Linked DNA regions of Homo sapiens: region 2 is linked to region 1. A link is an interaction called in ENCODE POLR2A ChIA-PET data of the cell type or tissue named here. Cell type or tissue: endothelial cell of umbilical vein. All regions are shown on one strand. Each heading gives the region's core, and the rest is flanking DNA. Links, peaks and the distances in the headings are about the cores only.

Region 1 (11,292 bases), core at 1,545-9,544:
AATAGGTATACGAATACCACGGAAGACCATTCAGCCATGAAGAGGAGTGGAGCGTCGCTGTATGCCACATCACAGGTGAACCTGGTAAACATGCTAAGTGAGAAAAGCCAGATACAAAAGTCCACATCACGTGTGATTCCATTTATATGGAATTGGTTGGTGGTTGATTGCCTGGGTCTGAGGGGACTACAGCGGGTTCCTTTTTTGGAGTGATGAAAATCTAGAAGTAGAGTGGTTTGTACAACCTTGTGCTTATTCTAAAAACTACTAAATTGTACATATTAAAGGGGTGAATTTTACGGCCTGTGAATTGTATCAGTAAAAATTGGTAAAATTAAAAATGACATTGGGATTTTTTGTATGATTCAGCTTAATAGACAACTGAAGAGCATGCTTGCACAGTGCCGGCAGGGCAGGGGGGTCCGGCAGGGCAGGGTGGGGGTCGGGCAGGGCAGGGGGGTCCGGCAGGGCAGGGTGGGGGTCGGGCAGGGCAGGGGGCGTCCGTGGTGTGTAGCTCTGCACACAGGAGTCGGGAGTTTTTAGTCCAGGTCCATAGAAGTAGAATACCTGGGTTGAAGGGTGAGGCCCAGGTTCTGTAGCTCCCGTCAAACCCCACGCACCCTCCTCCCCCTGTCAGTCGTGTGGCTCCAGTTTCCTTCACCTCACCAGTGTGTTTTCTGTGAGCCGCATGTGGCTGTTGAGCACTTGAGATGTTGCTGGTCCAAATCGTCGTGTGCTGTCAATGTAAAGTATGCCCTAGCTTTCAAAGGTTTAGTACAAAGAGGGTAAAGAATGTAAAATATCTAATGATTATTTATTGTTTGTTTATTTTGTATTTTTTTTTGTAGAGACGGGGGTGTCTCTATGTTGCCCAGGCTGGTCTCCAACTCCTGGCCTCAAGCAGTCCTCCCACCTTAGCCTCCCAAAGCACGGGGATTCCAGATAGGAGTCACCATGCTTGGCCCTGAAAATTACTTATTTATTTATTTGAGACGGAGTCTCGCACTGTCGCCCAGGCTGGAGTGCAGTGGCGTGGTCTCTGCTCACTGCAAGCTCCGCCTCTTGGGTTTACACCATTCTCCTGCCTCAGCCTCCCGAGTAGTTGGGACTACAGGCACCCGCCACCACGCCTGGCTAATTTTTTTGTATTTTTAGTACAGACGGGGGCATCGTGTTGGCCAGGATGGTCTCCATCTCCTGACCTCATGATCCACCCACCTCGGCCTCCCAAAGTGCTGGGATTACAGGCATGAACCACCACGCCCGGCCCCTGGTAATTTATGTTAAGTGTTTAAATGAACATATTCGGGATAAATTGGGTTAAATAAAATATATTAAAACACATTTCATGTGTTTCTTTGTACTATGGCTACTAGAAAATTTGAAACTCTACAAATGTGTCTCACGCTATACTCTATTGAATTTGAAACTATACAAATGTGTCTCACGCTATACTCTACTGAATGGTACTGCTTTGTGGCTTTATCCTTTTTTTATCTGCTTCGGTTTCTCAGAGATGTTTTAAAAACAAAAAAGTTGTACTGATGTTTCTGTCTTTCCATAGCCATCCAGATTTATGATGATTATTAATACCGTGGACTTCTCTTCACCATCTTATTTTGCTTTCTATTTCCCATGCTTTTGTCTTCATTTTTTCATTTTTTTTTTGGTGGATCGTTAAGGTTTTCTTTGTTCCAGTTAATTTCCTCTTGCGGTTTGCCCAGTTCACAGCCATGCTCCACTTGTGGCAAATCAAAAAGGTCTCCACACATTGCCAGGTGTCCCCTGGGGAGCAAGTGGTCCCTGTGGAAAGCCGCTGCACTAGGTGAGCCCGGCCCTGGTGAGGGTGCCTTGTGAGTGGAGCCTGCTTGTGCTGCTGTGCCCCGCTGCTTCCAGGCGGCGCGGCCCTCCGTCTGATTGCTGGAGGACTCTTCGGTGTGGACACACCGTGGTTTGTTTACCCATCCTGGTCAATGGACAATTGGAACTGTGGTGAACAAGCATTCCTGCACCTGTATGTGGATATTGTATGTCCATTTTTCTTGGGAGTGGAATGGCTGAGTCATCTGGTAGGTGTCTTTACCTTTTAAAGAACTAAGCGCTTTTTCCAGAAGGATCATCAGAACTGCTGCCAGCAAGAGTCCAGGTATCCCGGCTCCACCAGCATGTGGTGGCGGCCTCTTGACTTGGAACTGTTCTTCTGGGTGCCGGGGTTCTCCAGAGAAACAGAGCCAGTGGCACCCACATGTGTGTGTGCGCACGCGTGTGTGGGAGTGTGCGTGCGTGCACGTGCGCACGCGTGCGTGTAAGGAGCTGTGTCACAAAGAATTGGCTGGTGCAGTTATCAAAGCTAAGTCCCGAGCCGGAGACCCAGGAGAGCTGAAATGTAGTTCCAGTCTCAGTCTCAAGGCCTGAGAACCAAGAGGGCTGACAGTAGCAGTTTTAACCCGGAAGCTGTCGGGCGGGCGGGAGATCCAAGAAGAGCCAGGGTTTTAGTCCAAGTGCAAAGGCCAGAAAAGACCATGCCCCGCCCACAGGAGGAATTCCTTCTTACCCAGCCTTGCCTTTCCCTTCAGGTCCTCAGCAGATTGGGCAGGGCCCCTCCCCAACGGGGAAGGCTGTGGGCTTTCCTCAGTTTACCCATTCAGATATTAATCCCATCCCAGAATGCTCTCACAGTCACACCCAGAATAATACTTGGCCAAATGTTTGTTGGGGAACCTGGCAGCGTCAAATGGACCCATAAAATTCACCATCGCGCTTTCCGCTGTGGTCTAATTTGCATTTCCCTGATGACTCATGATGTTGCACGTCTTCCTGGAGATTACCTGCCCTTCATAGAACTTCTCTGTGATGTTCCTGTTCAAACCTTTTCCCCATTAAAAAAATGGGATTGCTAACCGGGCGAGGTGGCAGGCACCTGTAGTCCTAGCTACTCAGGAGGCTGAGGCAGGACAATCACTTGATCCCGGGAGGCGGAGGTTGCAGTGAGCCGAGATCACGCTATTGCACTCCAGCCTGGGTGATGGAGTGAGACTGTGTCTCAAGAAAAAAGAAAAGAAAAGTGGGTTGGGGGGCTTGCTTGTCGTAATACTGAGGCTGCAGGAGTTGGCTGTATTCCAGATGGAAGCCCTTTGTCAGCTGTGCTGTGAAGGCCTTCTCCCAGTCCATGGCTCGTGTTCTTAACTTTCTTACATTGTTTTCTGAAGAGCAGAAGTTTTAATTTTGATAAGGTTCAGAGGATGGATTTTTCTTTTACAGTTGGTACATTTTGTATCCTTCTAAGAAATTGTTGCCTGTCTCAAGGATGCAAAGATTTTCTCCCTTGTTTCCTTCTAAGGAGTTTCACAGTTTGAGCTTTTGTGTTTAGGTCCGTGATCCATTCGGAGGCACTTTTCATGGGATGTGAGGTTTGGGTTGAGGGCCATCCCTTCCCTGTCCTGGCTGTTGCAGAGACTGTCCTTCGCCTCAGTTGCCTTGGCCCCTTGGCTGTATGTAAATGGACCCTGCCTGTGGGTCTTTTTCTGGGTTCCCCACCCTGTATTGACCCCTGCATCCATTCCTAGACCAGTGCTGTACTGGCTTCAGCACTCTAGCTTTATGAGAAGTCTGGCAGTCAGGTGCCATTTATCAAAATTCATTAGAATTTTTGTTAACATTTTTTAATTTAAAAAGATACTGTTATATATGTATACAATTTGCCATCAACCATTTTATACAGCAACCACTTTATCCATTTATAGCGTAGACACCGTTCCGTAAGCACACAGTACAGTCATACCATCTATATCACCATGACCCTCTCATCTTGCAAACCGGAAACTCCATAGCCATTGAACAAAACTGCCTCCTCCCCACCCCAGCCCCTGGGATCCACCATTCTGCTTTATGTGTCTAAGAGTTGGACTGTGTGAGATACCTCATACAAGCAGAGTTAGCAGATTTGTCTTTTCATGGTTGACTTATTTCACTTAGCATAATGTCTTCAAGGTTCACCCATGTTACAGTGAGTGAGAGGATTGCCTTCTTTTAAAAGGCTGAATACTGTTCCACTGTGTATTGTGTTACTTGTCCCCAGGGGGACGGAACTCATAATATATAGAGGTAGATGAGGGGATTTATTGGGGAACTGGCTTGTGTGATTACAGAGGCTGAGTCCCGCAGCAGACCTGCACCCCAGAGACCCTGGGAAGCTGGTGCGTGGCTCAGTCCAAAGCCAAAGGCCTGAGAACCCTGGGGGGATGCTGGTGTAAGTCCCAACATCCAAAGGCCAGAGACCCTGGAGTTCTGATGCCAAAGGGCAGGATCCCAGCTCCAGGAGGGACAGGAAATTGCTTATCCTCTGACTTTCTTGTTCTGTCTGGGCCCCAGCGGACTGGATGGCACCACCTACCTGGAGGACATCTTCCCACTCACCCACCAGTCTCCTCTGGAAACACCCGCACAGGCACACCCAGAAGTAATGCTTCACAGGTTCTCTAGGTATCCCAAATCCCATCAAGTTGATGCCTGAAATGAACCATTACCTGTGCAGATACGGTCATGTGTCACTTACATGGAAAAACTCTCAGAAATGCATCGTTAGGCGACTTTGCGGTGTGAACATCGTGGAATGAACTAACAGGAGCCAGATGGTGTGGCTGCTGCACGCCCGCACCGTGGTACAGCCTGTGGCTCCTGGGCTGCAAACCTGTACAGCATGTCACTGCACTGAATACTGCAGGCAGCTGTTCCACGGTGGTGTTTTGCATGGAACACATCGAAACATAGAAAAGGTGCAGTGAGAATGCAGTATCCTAATCTTAATGGGACCACTATCACCTGCACGGTCTGTTGTTGACCAAAATGTCGTTATGTGGTGTGTGACTGCCACGTTTTCTTTCTTCATTCCCCTGGTGATGGACATGTGGGTGGCTTCTGCCTCGTGGCTGCCATGAACACAGGTGTGCAGATACCTCCTGGGACCCTGCCTTCAGTTCTCGTGGCCTACTGGGGACTCAGGAGCCTTGTGCCTAACGTTCTGAGGAATTGCCTCGCTGCTCTACACGCTGCGCCGGGCACGTTCCCTGGCACTGCACGCGTGTCCCGCTGCTCCGCTTCCTGCCGTGGCATAGCTTTCGGTGTTGAGTGATCGCCGTCCTAACGGGCACGAGGTGATGCCTCACGTCTGCACTTGTGTCTCCTGAGCAGTGGTTGGTCGTGTGGAGCATCTTGTCATGTGCCGCTTGGCCATTGGTTTATCTTCTCTGTACAAGTGTCTAAGTCCTTCACCCATTTTAAAATTGGATATTTCCTTTGGTTGTGGAGTTGTAGGCGTTTTTAAAAGTGCATTCTGGATAGTAGCTCCATATGCAGATCCCTGGGTTGCAGCTATTTTTTCCCATTTTTTACTCTGTTGGTTTTTCCTGCTCTGCAGTTTTTAAGTTTGATGTAGTCCCATTTGTCTCTTTCTGTTGCCTGTGCTATTAGGAATCTATTTTTAATGCTTTGCCCCTTTTCACTGTTCTTCCTATGATACGGTCTGTGAGGTTGCCTGTCCTCATTTGGGCGAGCTGTATCTTCTGCGGGCTCATCTCTGCAGTGCTGTTTCTTGTGTCTTAGAATCTGCTGGCCCCTCTCTGCATTGCTGTTTCTTGTGTCTTACATTGTCTTTGTCCACGGATTTATTGTGTTTGATCACTAAGCAATATTTCTGAGTAGTTTTTCTGCCAGGAAGGTTTGTGTGTGCTCAGCTTTCAGCCCTTGCGTATCTGAAAGTAACTTCAGTTTGTCCTCATTCTTGAGTGATAATTTGGCTCGAGTTAGAGTCTTTAGCATTTCTGAAATTCCACTCACTCGGTCACCAAATGCCCTTTAAGGAGCCTGTGAAGGGGCTCTTGCTAACCAGCCAGCCCAGGCCAGTGGAGGGGAGCTTTTAGGGCCCGGAGTCACGTGCTGAGTCCCCCGGAAGAGGAGGCGGTGCTTTCCGGGGCTGGCCTGGCTCCTCTGGGGGGCGTGGATGTGGGGAGGAGCTGCTGTCTGGGTCAGCAGCTGCCCTGCTGGAGGGAGAGGGGGTGCTGCGCTCATCCCCTGAACTCAGATTGGATAGCCCCGGGCCAGCGCTGGAGGAGGAGCAGAGGCAGGGAGGTGGGAGGAGCGTGCGCAGAGGCGTGGGAGGCCTGAGGAGTAAGCGGCTGGATGTGGACCCTGAGAGCCACTGGCAGGGAGGTGGGGTCTTCCAGTTGTGAAGACACCGTGGCCCCGGTGAGCCCCTCCCCGGCCTCCTTCATGCCTGCGTTCTGCGTAACCGTGGCGCGTTCTGGGCAGGGCCTTTTCCCTTGCACTGGGAGCAAAGGGTTCCTGTCTGCAGCACACCAGCTGCCCGGAGCTCTGCCCTGTGCCTGAGCAGCGTCAGCACCGCGGTGAGGCGGACGGCCCGGCAGGGGTTGGAAAGTCCAGAAAGGCCCCGTTCCCGCGTAGAACTTGAATGCAGCTAAGGGACGTCCAGAGAGGCCTTTCCTTTTCTGGTGGCGGTCTGGAATGTGCTGGTGTGCGGATGCTGTGTGGGTTCCTCCGCGCGAGCGAGGGTGGTTGTGCCGCTTTGTCTAATGGTCTAATGGCGAAGACTTTCTGTCCTGCTCTTGTGAGGCGCCTGCACAGGCAGAGCAAAGACTGAGTATATGCCTTGCGTCCTTTAGAAATTCCACCTCGTGGCAGGACACACTCAGATAGGGTCTCCAGTGGGAGAGTCCTGCAGGCCGGTGTCGGGCTGTGGTGTCAGGGCCTCGGGGGGGCCTTCCCCAGTGGGTCTCGTTGAGCTCGCTTGCACTGGTCAGGTATTTATGGAGAGCTGAAGTGCTGTCTGCTGTGACTTCCCATCCACTAGATGTAGAGCAGACGAAAAGAATCTTTCCCGTCTTTCCTAAGCAGTGCCGAATCCTTGGGAGAAATCTTGAAGGCAGGCAGTGTGGATGATGGGACCCCAGGCTGCGTGGCACCAGCAAGCTTGGTTCCAGATGCCACACACGGTGCCTGGCTTCGAGTCCGTCTCCTGTTGTCACTGCTTTGTGAGTTGGTTAAGCGTGTTGTGTCTTGATAGCTTCCCTGCCCTCCTTCTCAACATCCTGACTCATTTGCTCACCAGCAAGGGTGAGTCCTGCTCGGTAGCAGACGGTGATGCTGGCTGCCATTTGCAAAGCCTCCTGTGTGGCTGTCTGGTGTGGACGAGAGCGTGTGCACCCTGTCACCCGCGGTGGGTCCACGTCGGCGCTGGGGGATGTCTGAGTGGAGGGCAGCTGGGGCCAGGCCGAGTGGGGAGTGGCAGCCGGGGGAACGGGCTCAGGGCCGGCCTTGCCACCCGCCTCCTGCCCCTGCTTTCGGGGGGAAAGTGAGTCTAGGGAAGAGCCCTGCTGTGTGGCTCCTTCCTCGGCTGAGGCCAGTCCTGTCTCTGTTGCCCTGGCTGTCCCTACTTCTGGGAAGCCCAAGCGCTGAGCTGCGTCCAGGTCTCCCTCACTGCAGCCCTGCCTTCCTCACGTGGCCTCACGGCTAAGCACAGTGGCTGACACGAGGTCGAGGCGTGCCCAGGGCCGGGGGAGCAGGCGGTACCCGAGAGTCTGTCCTCCCATGGTTGGGCACGGCTGGAGAGGAGGCGAGGTGGAGCGCTTGTTCTGGCACAGCTGCGACGGCAGAGTTGGGCCCACTGCTCTTGGGCGGCAGCACGGCCGTGTTGCTGATGCGCTGTGTGGTGAGCTGCCGGCCACCAGTGCAGCCAGGACCGCAGGTGGTGTTTCCTGCGGGAGCCCGGCCACGGAGGCCGGGGAGCGCTGGGGCGTGATTCTGTCGTGCCGCTTTCAAACCGTAGAGCACAGGAAACGGGCGGAGAAGAACTCAGCAGCGCTTCTCTCAGAGGGACAGAAAACTAACAACGACTTTAAGATTCTCCTTGATTGGCTTATTTCCACAGGGAATGGATGGTTCTTACGACTGGGGAAGGCAAACGCTGTCACACAGGAGAGGTGTGGGTCGTGCACTTGTGGCTTCCCGTGCGTGTGTGAGGCTTGCTGTGCCCAACCCCAGCCCGTGTGGAGCCCACGCCCCATGCACCCTTGTCCCTGCCCGGCCTGGCCTCGTGTGGTGGCGCCTGCAGCCGCAGCAGCCTGGCTGATCACCGGCCAGGCCTGTGTTTTACCGTCTGATAGCCTCACACCCCGGTCACTCCTCTCCTGTTTGGAAATTTCTTTAACTGTTCGTTATTCTGGATGAACTTTGGGATTATTTTGTCAACATACACGTACAATGTTTTTGGCAAAAATTGGGGTTGCTTCTCATCCAGGGATGTGGAGTGGCTCTCCGTTCAGCAGGGCTTTTGTGGGTCTTGGTTGAGGTTTAGAGTAGATACTTTTGAGACCATGAACCTTCTGAGACTTCTGCCTCTACAAGTGCCATGAGGAGACCTGGTGTGTCCTGGGTGTGGGGCTGGTGGGGCTCACACCAGGGGAGCAGATCCCTCACCATCCTCCTTCCTCTCCAGGTGCCCTACGAGACGCTGAACAAACGCTTTCGCGCCGCTCAGAAGAACATTGACCGGGAGACCAGCCACGTCACCATGGTGGTGGCCGAGCTGGAGAAGACGTTGAGCGGCTGCCCCGCCGTGGACTCCGTGGTCAGCCTGCTGGACGGCGTGGTGGAGAAGCTCAGCGTCCTCAAGAGGAAGGTTGGTCCCGCCTGGCGGTCCCTCTTCAGTCTGGGGCATGGACACCCCTTTTGTCTCGAAAATGAGTCCTAAGACAGGCAAGCTGCAATGATGGGAACGCGGGAGGTGCGGTTGGGGGCCCCCTTCCCTGCTGTCTGCCTTCTGGGGCCACTGTCGGCTGAGCAGGCCAGCTTCCTGTTCCTGTAGGGACCGTGTTGTCTTGCTCCAGGAGTGTCCAGAGTCCAGGCCACAGGGAGACCAGGATGTATAGCAGGTTGATTGATTTTTTTTTTTTTTTTTTTTTTTTGAGACAGAGTCCCACTGTGTCATTCAGGCTGGAGTTCAGTGGTGCGATCTCAGCTCACTGCAGCCTCCACCTCCGGGGTTCAGGCGATTCTCCTGCCTCAGCCTCACGAGTAGCTGGGACTACAGGCGCCCACCACCACGCCCGTCTAATTTTTGTATTGTTAGTAGAGACAGGGTTTCACCATGTTAGCCAGGCTGGTCTCGAACTCCTGACCTCAGGTGATTCACCTGCCTTGGCCTCCCAAAGCTGAAATTACAGGTGTAAGCCACTGCACGCGGCCTGATCGATTATTTTTAGATGGAATTTCACCTCCAAGGAGCATGTGGAGTTCCTTGTCACTGGGATTGGTGGACAGGGGCCTTGGGACTAATCTGGCCCACTGAAGACACCCAGAAAGTGGGATGAGATATCTTGAAACGTCGCACTGAAAATACCCAATAAACCATGAAACCGAAAGGAATCGCCAGGCCAGAACCGGAGGGCAGGGGTCAGAGGTGAGCAGCAAGAGACTGCTGTTGTCCCCTGGAGTGTTGGCCAGGCCAGATGGAGGTGAGGACCGATGACCCAAGCCTTGGAAAGTGGGGCCCAGTGGAGAGAAGGTGGGACCCCACGGTACTACAGCTCAGCGTGGGGTGTACCAGAAGTGGACTGGCGTTGACACAGCATTGCAGCCTACGTTCAGAGGACTGGGATGATTGGAGACCCTCAGCCTTCACTCCGGTGAGGTGGTCCCGGCTGGTGGTGCCTTCCAGCTCCGGGCAGAGTCAATTCAGATTCTTTCTTGGGGAGGATACCTTCAATATGGGCATAAGATGATTCTTAGATTCTCAGTTTTCAAGTACAACGTCCAGCACAGAGACAGCCTGGGCAACAGTGAGACCCTGTCTCAAGACACCACGATGGACTGGAGACCCAGCAGGCAGTAGACAGAGGGCTGCACGGACTGCAGGTGCAGGGGCTGCCAGGTGCCACACCTTACTGTGCTTAAAGAACAGAAGCAGGCTGGGCGCGGTGGCTCACACCTGGAAAGCACTGTGGAAAGCTGAGGCAGCAGAATCACTTGAGCGCAGGAGTTTGAGACCAGCCTGGGCAGCACAGGGAGACCCCATCTCCACAAAACATTAAAAATAGCCAAGCGTACTGGTGCCCTCCTGTAGCCCCAGCAGATACTCAGGAGGCTGAGGCAGAAGGATTGCTTGAGCCCAGGAGGTCAAGGCTGCAGTGAGCCACGATCATGCCACTGCACTCTAGCTGGGCGACAGCGAGACCCTATCTCAAAAAAAAGTTTGAAAGTCTCTGCAGGGAACAGACAGTATAAAAAGTGATTTAAGGCTGGACACTGTGGCTCACTTTGGAAGGGCGAGGCAGGTAGATTGCTTGAGCCCAGGAGTTTGAGATCAGCCTGGGCAACATGGCAAAACCCCATCTCTACAAAAAATAGCCAGGCGTGGTGACACACACCTGTAGTCTCAGCTAATTGGGAGGCTGAGGCAGGAGAATCGCTTGAGCCCAGGAGGTCGAGGTTGTAGTGAGCAGAGATTGTGTCACTGTACTCCAGACTGGGCAACAGAGTGAGACACTGTCTTAAAAAAGTGATTGGGCAGGCACAGTGGCTCACGCCTGCAATCCCAGCACTTTGGGAGGCCAAGGCAGGCGGATCACCTGAGGTCAGGAATTCAAGACCAGCCTGGCCAACATGGCGAAACCCCGTCTCTATTAAAAATACAAAAAAATTAGCCGGGCATGGTGTACGCCTGTGGTCCCAGCTACTCGGGAGGCTGAGGCAGGAGAATCACTTGAACCCAGGAGCTGGAGGTTGCAGTGAGCTGAGATCGCACCACTGCACTTCAGCCTGCACAGAGACTCTGTCTCCAAAAAAAAAAAAAAATTCAGAATTTAAAAGGGACTAAAATTTCAAGAAATGGGAAATATAATAACCAAAAATGAAAAACTCAACATTTGCCTATAACAGTTTAACAGTTAACAGACAAAGCTAAAGACAGAATTAGTGAACTGGAGGGTGATCGAGAATGGAGCACAGAGACTGAAAAATCAAAGTGGCTGCGAGAGTAAAGCATGGAATAGAGCAGAAACCTGTGGCATGTTTCACCAGAGCCCACCAGTGGGTGGGGACAGAGATGGTGCGGGGAGAGTGACCAAGGTTTCAGAACTGATGAGTACCACCAGGTCAGAATCCGACACAGAGTAAGTGAAAATAAACCGACATGGGATTTTCCCGTGGTGGAACTGAAGAAAACAGAGACAAAGAAATATTTGAAAAGCTCCTGAGGGCAAAAGATGACTTCCAAAGGGG
Region 2 (9,975 bases), core at 1,679-9,678, 150 kb before region 1:
GAGCTGGGTTAGGTTGTAAAAGCCTTACAAAGAGTAACCTAATCATCAGCACAACCAACAGAAATAGATGTTTGTTTTTTTAATCATCATTGCATTTCACAAATTAAACAGAGGGTAAGTCACTTGCCCAGTGGCACACAGCTCTCAGGTGACAGACTGGGATTTGGATCCAGGCAGGCTTGTACAGACTCCAGAGTCCCAAATATGGCTTCATCCACAGTGTCGGAGCAGCAGCGAGGGCTCTAAGACCACCCAGCTCTCTTCCTGGCTATTTTTTCCATGCTACTCATCCCAAAACTTGATCTCACATTGCTCTGTTTCTTTCTCTGCCTCCATGCTTGATGCATTTACTTAATCTTTCGCAGGATGGGTCATTACTTTTTGCAATAGCACACTCAAAGGTAATGACCAAGATAAATTGAAAAGAGGATTCAACAGTATTCATTGTAAGATTGAATGGGATATAAAATACGTAATCAGCACTTGTGAGGAATATCACTAGATTCTCTTCTTCCTACTCCCCCTCCTTTTTTTTTTTTTTTTTTTTTTGCATTAAAACCCGGGAATTTGATGTTGATTGTGGCCTAAATGTTAAGCATATTCTGGATTTTCTACACCGTTCTGACACCACAGGTACTTGTTTCTTTCTCAGAAGGCAGGTGAAGCTCAGCTGTGTGGGGCTGTGCTTGGTGGCAGTGTGGGAAACGTGTGGAACTCACCATGGTGTTAGCAGCTTTTACTAGCCGTTTGCTTGGAAAACAGTCTCCGATCTGCACTTGCACACCCACCACGATGCCTTCTCCCCATGGCTCTGTGGACACCAGGAGGTCAGGGCACAGAGGACGTGCGACTTGTGCTCCTGTCTTGCTGCACAGTCTAAAGACCTCACGTACGTTTTGAATGTTCAACCACTATTAGAGTGAGAAATGGCATCCAAGATGCTTTTACTGAGGAACATTGACAACTGGAAAACAAATCAAGCTTGGATTCCAGGGAACACTGTCCAGATTTCCTGTTTTATGAATTTTACCATTCACTCTTAAGGCTGTTAGGTTTGAATAACTTGATAAATGATCAAGAGAAAACCATGCAGCATTATGTTCACTGCCAAGTAATATGGACGTAGAGGATGGCAGAATTCTGTAAAACCACTTCTGGAGTTCAACATTTAACCGAGCACATTTTACTTACCTGTTACCAGTGTGTCGCTTGGAATGTCTTCTATTAGGCATTTCTCCTCACGTTCCCCTGCGTGGAAATAAAAGGCAGTTGAAAATGGAAAACCAAAACATAAAAGAAATGTTAACATTTGCATTTCTGTTGCTTGAGCCACTTCTGATAATACTTTCTTTGAAATGGATCCGTTGCAAGTGCCACTGGTTAGTGGGTGTTTGTATTTCACTGGCTAATTTTGTAAAATTGATTTTTGTGAGAAGTGACACGTGGCGCTGACACTGGGCAGATACTTGCAGCAAATCCGACGAACAAGATAAAAAGGCGTAAGAATTTGGGGCCTTTCCAAGCTGATGATGCAGAGTTCTTTCTGATCCGCCACTGAAAAGATGTTGAAGCATTCTGATGGAGTGAAGAAGCTTCTAATGAAGATGGTGTCATGGAGTATGAGAAATGAGAGATGGGGAGGCAGGTGTAGGCAGGAGGGGAGGGAGGCTGGGTGTGGGGGTGAGGCTAGGCATGTCGAGGGGAGGCTGGGTGCGGTGGGGAGGCTAGGTGTGGGGGGGTGTGGCTGGGTGTAAGGGGTGAGTTTGGGTGTCTGGGGGGAGTCTGGGTATGTTGGGGGAGGCTGGGTGTGTGAGAGGAGTCTGGGTGTGTGAAGGGAGTCTGGGTGGGTGGGGGAGAGCTGGGTGTGTGGGAGGGAGTTTGGGTGTGTTGGGGGAGGCCGGGTGCCGGGGGAAGGCTGGGTTGGGAGGAGTCTGGGTGCGGGGGAGGTGGGTGTGGACCTGTGGGTGGGAGGAAGGGAACCTGGCTAAAGTGGAACCACCTGGACTAGGAAGAGCGCGTGCCCTGAAGAGACTAAGTCTGTTTCCTCATTTAAAAAAGGAGTGAAAATCACTTAGTGATCCATTAGGTCTTTTCAGCTGCGACATCCGGTGTTTTCTCTTTAAACCTTTTATTTAAAAATGTCTGTAGACTAACAAAAAGTTACAAAAATAGTGCAGAGGTCCTGTGACCCATTCGTCAACGCCCCCAGTGCAACGTCTTATGTGACTAATCACTGCAGGACTGCATCACGGGGACCGGGCATTTGACAGTGGCAGAGAACAGCTAGCTCGGCTGCAAAGCTCACGTGCTCACATTTTTGCACACGCTTGTTTTTTGTATGTGAGTGCACCATCATGAGAATGCTTCAGCGAGCCCTTTTGAGCACTCTGGAAAGAAGTGGGAAGATGGAAAGAATGCATCGTGTGGTTTGGAGCAAGTGCTGGCAGCCGAGGGCCTGGGCTGTCTGACTACACTGCTTCTCAGTGACGTGAGTGTGGACAGATCGACGGACCTCCGGGCCGTCACCCATAAGGCAGGGGCAGTGCATTGTCGCAGGGATTAGATGACACAGGCGGTGTGGGCTTCTCAGCCCTGGTCTGGTGCATAGTGGGCATTTGGTGAAGGGTGTAGCTGTTGCTTTTCTGGTGCCAGGTGGAGCTCTGGCTGGATTCCAAGCGTGTGGCAAGGGTGACCAGGCACGCACCTGCAGCTGTCTTCATCCACGACCTGCCCTTCCTCCTACCTAAACCCAGCTCCAGTTTCAGAGCCCACCTTTTCCTTCCTCCTCAGAGACCTCTCTCCCTTCCCACTGGTCTGTTCCCTCTGCCTCAGTCTCCCAAACAGCCAATGTTTTCCTTTAGAGATGTTCTGAAGCACAATGTTGACAAGCCTAGACTCTGGGGCCACACTGTCTGGGTGTCCCTCCTCTGCCCCTTACCTCCTGTGCGATCCTAGGCAAGTTCCTTAGTTGTTCTCTGCCTCAGTTTCCTCATCTGAGAGAATAAAGAGCCCACTTTATACGGTGGCTGTAAAGACCAAATGATACTCTCTGTGTAAAGTGCTAAGAACAGTCCCTGGCACACAGTACACTCTGTGTAAGTGTTTGCCAGTGTTATTTCATAGCCTGACATCTTGAGGGGTTGCCAGATAGGCTAGCTCCACTTCTCTACTTCCTCACACAGCTAAAAAAAACAAAACCGTCTATTCTAGAACAGTTTAAGCACATGAAACTAGAGAATTGTGTGATGAACCCCAAACTAGTTTTACTTAACCAACACACACACACCACACACACACTTTTAAAGTATGTCAGGTCAGAGGCCGTTTTCACCTATCGGCACTTCAGTATGCGTCACTAACTAGTGAGGACCTTATTAAATGAAACAGTCACCAACCATGCCATCACAGCAAGGTTAATAAGAATCCCTTCCTGTCCTCCGACACGCAGTTCACAGTCACATTTCCCTGATTGACTTAAAAGGTCTTTTTCACAGTTGATTTATTTTGATCAGTATCTAAACAGAATCCACACATGACACTTGGTTGCTATGTCTGTTAAAACTCTTTTATTTATAGGGTCTGCCTTCCCCACACAAGTCTCTTTCTTAACCCACTAATTTGTTGGAGGCCCTGGGGCCCTTGCTCTTGGCGGCCGGCATCCCAGATGTGGTGAAAGTGTCCTCAGGTGCCGTTGGACTCAGCACACCTTCGCTGTGACTGCAAATCTCTGGGGGTTCTTTTTGAGCTCACGCCCTGATCTGGAGGTGAGGACGGGGCCTGGGCACTGACACTGATGCTCCAGAGACTGTGCTGGGAGTGGCGAGGGGTTGGCTGGCTCTTCCTCCAGCTTCCCAGGTACTGGCGTGTGCAGTTAGAGTTGATGAGACTCGGGCTCAGACTTTAAGCTAGAGTTGCTGCTGAGTGCCTCCTGGTGCCTCACAGTGGAGGCCATGATGTCCAGGTGTCCTGCCTTGAGTGACCACAGCCCATCAGGGGCTCAGTGCTGTCCCCGCTTGCCCCTTGTCAGGTTCCCTCAGCCTCTGCCTGGCAGTTTTGACATCCACTCTCTCTCGATTCCTCTTTCCTCAGTGGTTGCTACAGGAGAACTTCTCACCAACTAGCTGCTTGCCCTGAAGCAGTTTGTACAGGAAAGGCCGGCCATGGGCTTGGTTCTTTCCCTAGAATTAGCAGTTTTCAAAGGAGTATGTTTGTTCCCTAACAGCCGCCATGTAACCAATGGGGATTCTTTAAAGTATCATTATGAATTCATGAGTGGCTGGGTATTTAATGCTTTTCTGATATATTGGAGTCATTATTCTTAATACTTAAATTGCCCAACCTTTGGCCAATGGTGACCCTTCAGTTTCACTCCTGTGTCCTTTAGACAGAATAACATTCACTCTTTAATATAATATAAAAGGCATTCACGTGAGGGGCATTTGCTTCTGCAGATCGTCATTGCCCTGAGCTTTCTCAGGGGACAGAGCTAGGAAAGGTTTTACTGTGGGCTTATTTTTAAATTAAAAAAGGAGCTCATATTCTCATGTCCAATCGAAGTGTAAGACTAAAGAGTTTTACTTCATTTCATTGAATATATACTTGTATCTCTTTTATGCCAAAAATCTACTTACTGGCATTAATACAATATATTTGCTTTATCCTTCAACATAGCTATACAGGCCATACCTTGGAGACACTGCAGGTTCAGATCCAGACCACCAATAAAGCAAACATTGCAGTAAACCAAGTCACAGAAATGTTTTTGTTTCCCAGTGCATATAAAAGTTATATTGACACTATATTGTAGTCTATTAAGTGTGTAATAAGCACTGTGTCTACAAAAAAGATGCATGTACCTTAATTAACATACTTTATTGCTAAAAAATGCTAATGATTATCTGAGCCTTCATGGAGTGGTAACCTTTTTGCTGGTGGAGGGTCTTGCCTTGATGTAGACGGCTGCTAACTGATCAGGGTGGTGGCTGCTGAAGGTTGTGGTGGCTGTGGCAATGTCTTAAAATTAGACATCAGTGAAGTTTGTCATATCAATTGATGCTTTCACAAAAGATTCCTCTGTAGCATGTGACACTTTGATAGCATTTTACCCACAGTAGAAAGTCTTTCAAAATTGGAGCCAGTCCTCTCCAATTCTGCTGCTGCTTTATCAACTAAGTTTATGGAATATTCTAAACCCTTGGTTTCATTTCAGTGTTCATAGAATCTTCACCAGGACTAGATTCCATCTCAGTAAACTACTTTCTTTGCTCATCCATAAGAAGCACTCCTCATCAGTTCAGGTTTCAGCCTGAGATTGCAATAATTTGGTCCCATCTGCAGGCTCCACTTCTAATTCTATTTCTCTTGCTGTTTCCACCACATCTGTAGAGACTTCCTGCACTGAAGTCTTCAACTCCTCAAAGTCATCCTTGAGGGTTAAGATCAGCTTCTCCCAAACTCCTGTTCATGTTGATATTTGTATGTCCTCCCATGAATCATCAGTGTTTTGAATGGCATCTGGAATAGTGAATCCTTTCCAGAAGGTTTTCAATTTACTCGTCCAGATTCATGAGAGGAATCCCTATCTGTGGCAGCTATAGCTTTACAAGATGTATTTCTCAAATAGTAAGACTTGATAATTGAAATTTCTCCTTGATCCATGGGCTGCAGAATGGATGTTGTGTTAGCAGGCATGAAAACAACAGTAATCTCCTTATACATTTTCATCAGAGCTCTTGGGTGACCAGCTGCATTGTCAATATTGTCAATGCATAGTAATACTTTGAAATAATCTTTTTTTTTTTTCTGAGCAGTAGGTCTCAAAAGTAGGCTTAAAATATTCAGTTAGCCATGCTGTAAACAGATGGCTGTCATCCAGGCCATGTTGTTCCATGTATAGAGCATAAGTGGAGGAGGTTTAGCATAATTATTAAGGGCCCTAAGATTTTCAGAATGGTCAATGAGGATTGGAGTCAACTTTAAGTCACCAGCTGCATTACCCCTAATGAGAGAGTTAGCTTGTCGTTTGAAGCTTTGAAGCCAGACACTGGCTTCTCTCTAGCTATGAAAGTTCTAGATGGCATCTTCTTCCAATAGAAGACTGTTTTGTCTACATTTGAAATCCACTGTTTAGTGTAGCCGTCTTCATCAATGATCTCAGCTACATCTTCTGGGTGACTTGCTGCAGCTTCTACATCAGCACTTGCTGCTTCACCTTGTTCTGTTTTTTTTTTCCCTTAAACCTCATGAACCAACCTCTGCTAGTTTCAAACTTTTCTTCTGCAGCTCCCTTACCTCTCTTAGCCTTCATAGAACTGAAGAGAAAGCCTTGCTCTGGATTAGGCTTTAGCTTAAGGGAAGGTTGTGTCCGGTTTGATCTTCTATCTAGACCACTCAAACTTTCTCCATATCAGCAATAAGGCTGTTTCACTTTATCATTTGTGTGTTTACTGGAGTGGCACTCTTAATTTCCTTCAAGAACTTTTCTTGGCTGGGCACAGTGGCTCATGTCTATAATCCCAACACTTTGAGACTGAGGCAGGAGGATTGCTTGAGGCCAGGAGTTTGAGACCAGCCTGAGCAACATAGCAAAACCTTGTCTCGACAAAAAAATACATAAAAAAAAAATTAGCTGGGCACATGCCTGTAGTCCTAGCTAGTTTGGAGGCTAAGGCAGGAGGATCCCTTGAGCCCAAGAGTTCAAGGTTACAGCGAGCTATGATCATGCCACTGCACTCCAGCCTAGGTGACAGAGCAAAACCCTGTCTCAAAAAATAACAATACTTTTTTCTTTGTATTCACAACTTGGCTGACTGTTTGGCACAAGAGGCCTAGCTTTCAGCCTATCTCAGCTTTATGTTAATCATTTCTAGCCTTTGATTGCAAGAGAGAGATGATGGCTCCTCCTTTCACTTGAACACTTAGAGGCCACTGCAGGGTTACTTGTTGGCCTAATTTCATATTAGTATATCTCAGGAAATAGGGAGACTTGAGGAGAGAGAGAGAAATGAGGCAATGGACAGTCATTGGAGCAGTCAGACCACACACAACATTTATCTACTACATTTGCCATCTTACGTGGGTATAGTTGGTGACGTCCTAAAACAATTTCAGCAGTAACAACAAAGATCACTGAACACAGATCGTTATAACAGATATAATAATGATAAAATACACTGAAATATTGTGGCAGTTACCAAAAAGTGACACAGAGACATGAAGTGAGCACATGCTGTTGGAAAATGGCGCTGACAGACTTGCTCAATTCAAGGTTGCCTCAAACCTTCCATTTGTAAAAAGCACAGTATCTGCAAAGCACAGTGAAGCAAAGTGCAGTAAAGTGGGGGTGTCCACAAGAATTTCCAAAGAGCCACACCAACATTTGCTGCTATCAAAAAGACTACGAAATGCCATCTAAGATTTCTTTGCCATTCTCTTTCGTCTTTTCCCGGGGACATACGCACAAAAACACCATTTAAAGTTATTGAAGTAATTATTTTCATATAAAGTATATTTCATTTGTGTCAGTTTGTTTTCAATATTTGCAGTTTAGTCATTTTGCCTCTTTAAAGTTCACTATTTTTATTTTTGATTATGTAAAATATTTACATGGCTCAAAAATAAAATTATATGCAAGAAAAGAAAGAACAGATGAGACAAAATAAAAATGAAATTGGTAGATTTAAATCTGATGATATCAATTAAGTCCATTCGATGTAAATGACATAAAGGCAGAGATTATCAGACCAGTAAAGAAGCAAGACTCAAATAAGTAATGTCTACAAGAAACTGGCTTTTAAAAAGATATTCCATGCAAACTCTAATCCAAGAAGTAGGAGTGCCAATATTAATATCAGGCAAGATAGATTTTTAAATAAAAGGAGATTACTGGAGATAAAGGAGCATTTCATAATGATAAATGGGAACTATCTTAAATATATATGTACCTAATAATAAAGCTTCCAAATTTTATGAAACAAAAATTGCCAGAATTGAAGGAGAAAGAGATACATCTATAATTATAGTTGGAGATGTCAACAATCCTCTATTAGTAATATAACAAATAAAGGGAAGTCAGTAGGATTAGTGAAGACCTGAACGATGCCATCAACCAATGTGACCCAACTTGAGCAAACTAACATTAGTGAAACACCACACTCAGGCATGACAGGATGCACAGGGAATATTTGCCAAGATAGGTCTTACTTGGGGCTATAAAATAGTATCAATAAATTTACAAGGATTGAAATCATACAATATGTTCCTGACCATAACTTAATTGAATTAGAAATCAGTAATAAAACTTATATGAGAAACTGCAAATATTTAGATATTAAACACAGTTTTAAATAAACCATGTATCAGAGAAGATGTCACAGGGAAGATAGGAAGTATTTTAATTGAATTGCAATGAAAATATATTTCTTTTGTGGTATGCGGCTAAAGCAATTTATAAAGGGAAATTTATGCCTTTAAATACCTGTATTGAGTTTGAGACCAGCCTGGGCAACATAGTAAGATCATATCTCTATTTTAAAAATTTAAAAATTAGCCAGGCATGATGACATGTGCCTGTAGTCCCAGTTACTTGGGAGGCTGAGATAGGAGAATTGCTTGAACCCAGGAGGCGGAGGTTGCAGTGAGCTGAGATCACGCCACCGCACTCCAACCTGGGTGACAGAGTGAGACTCTGTCTCAAAAAAAAAAAAAAAAAATGCTTGTATTAGAAAAGAAGAAAAGTTTAAAATCCATGACCTAAACTTCTACCTTAATAAACTACAAAAAGAAAAGCAAATTAAACCTAAAGTAAGAAGGAAGGAAACATTAAAGATTGATGGAAGAAAAAGTAAAAGTAAAGTGTGGAAATCATTGAAACAAAATGAACAAACACTAGAGAAAGCTAATGAAACTAAAACTCGTTCTTTGAAAGATCAATAAAATTGGTAAGTCTGATCAGGGGAGAAGGAGAAAAACCACAAGTTACCAATATCAGAATGAAAGGGGATATCGTTATAAATTCTACAGATAATAAGAGGGTAATAAAGAAATTTTATGGGCCAGTGTGGTAGCTCATGTCTGTAATCCCAGCATTTCGGGAGACTAAGGAAGATGGATATGACTTGAGGAGTTTAAGACCAGCCTGGACATCATAGTGAGACCTTGTTGCTACAAAACAATAAAAATCAGCTGGGTGTGGTGGGGGGGTACCTGTAGTCCCAGCTACTCAGGAGGCTAAGGTGGGAGGATGGCTTGAACCTAGAAGGCTGAGACTGCAGTAAGCAGTGACTGTGTCACTGCACTCCAGCCTGACGACAGAGGGATACCCTGTCTAAAAGAATTTTGTGAATGAGTTGTGCCAATACATTTGACAATTTAGATGAAATTGACAAATTCTTCAAAAGCACAAATTACAAAAACTTTCACAAGAAAAAATATTTTTAATAGCCTAATCAATCTAATAAAGAATCGAATAAATAAATTTTATTTGTAATTAAAAACTCCTCCCACAAAGAAAATTCTAGGCCCAATGGCCTCACTGGTGAATTCTGTGAAATATTCTATAAAACGTTTATGAAAAAGTTAATATCCATTTTTCACAAAGTCAGAGAAGAGAGCACTTGGATTCATTTTATGAGGTCAGCATTATCCTATACCAAAATTATACTATGACATTATAGAATCTAGTAATAAATGTATTTGGAACTGACAATTCCCTGTGCTTTTAAACATTCTGTGGTTAAAAATTTGCCCAGTTATTTGAATTTGGGTGTTTGTTTTTTGGGGGTTTTTGTTTTTTTGAGAAGGAGTCTGTATCGCCCAGGGTGGAGTGCAATGGTGCAATCTCGGCTCACTGCAACCTCTGCTTCCTGGGTTCAAGCAATTCTCCTGCCTCAGCCTCCTGAGTAGCTGGGATTACAGGCATCTGCCACCACTCCCGGCTAATTTTGTATTTTTAGTACAGATGGGGTTTCACCATGT

What was found. ChIA-PET counts read pairs that join two places held together with the same protein. Peaks named below come from ENCODE experiments on the same cell type or tissue, not always from the same donor. Only the 100,000 strongest peaks of a DNase experiment are listed, where the experiment ranks them.
Region 2: POLR2A ChIA-PET joins it to region 1 with 6 read pairs; 3 of 35 experiments call an interaction of 5 or more read pairs at or near these places.

Annotation. Positions count from the first base shown.
Region 1 is chr4:1,303,470-1,314,761 of GRCh38, forward strand. MAEA (macrophage erythroblast attacher, E3 ubiquitin ligase) reads left to right here. Exons shown (of 9, transcript NM_001017405.3): 2 at 8,510-8,692. Among named protein-coding and RNA genes, the nearest start is that of MAEA, 19 kb to the left of the region's middle. RefSeq lists enhancers at 4,549-5,446, 6,344-7,241. In endothelial cell of umbilical vein, for the core only: no CTCF peak of the experiment used is centred there; a DNase peak (open chromatin) is centred at 6,042; H3K4me3 peaks cover 189 bases.
Region 2 is chr4:1,152,412-1,162,386 of GRCh38, forward strand. The region is part of intron 1 of LOC124900647 (nascent polypeptide-associated complex subunit alpha, muscle-specific form-like); the gene reads left to right. It overlaps LOC124900837 (hornerin-like), which reads left to right. Exons shown (of 2, transcript XM_047416541.1): 2 at 1-1,289. Among named protein-coding and RNA genes, the nearest start is that of SPON2, 15 kb to the right of the region's middle. In endothelial cell of umbilical vein, for the core only: no CTCF peak of the experiment used is centred there; no DNase peak of the experiment used is centred there; H3K27me3 peaks cover 239 bases.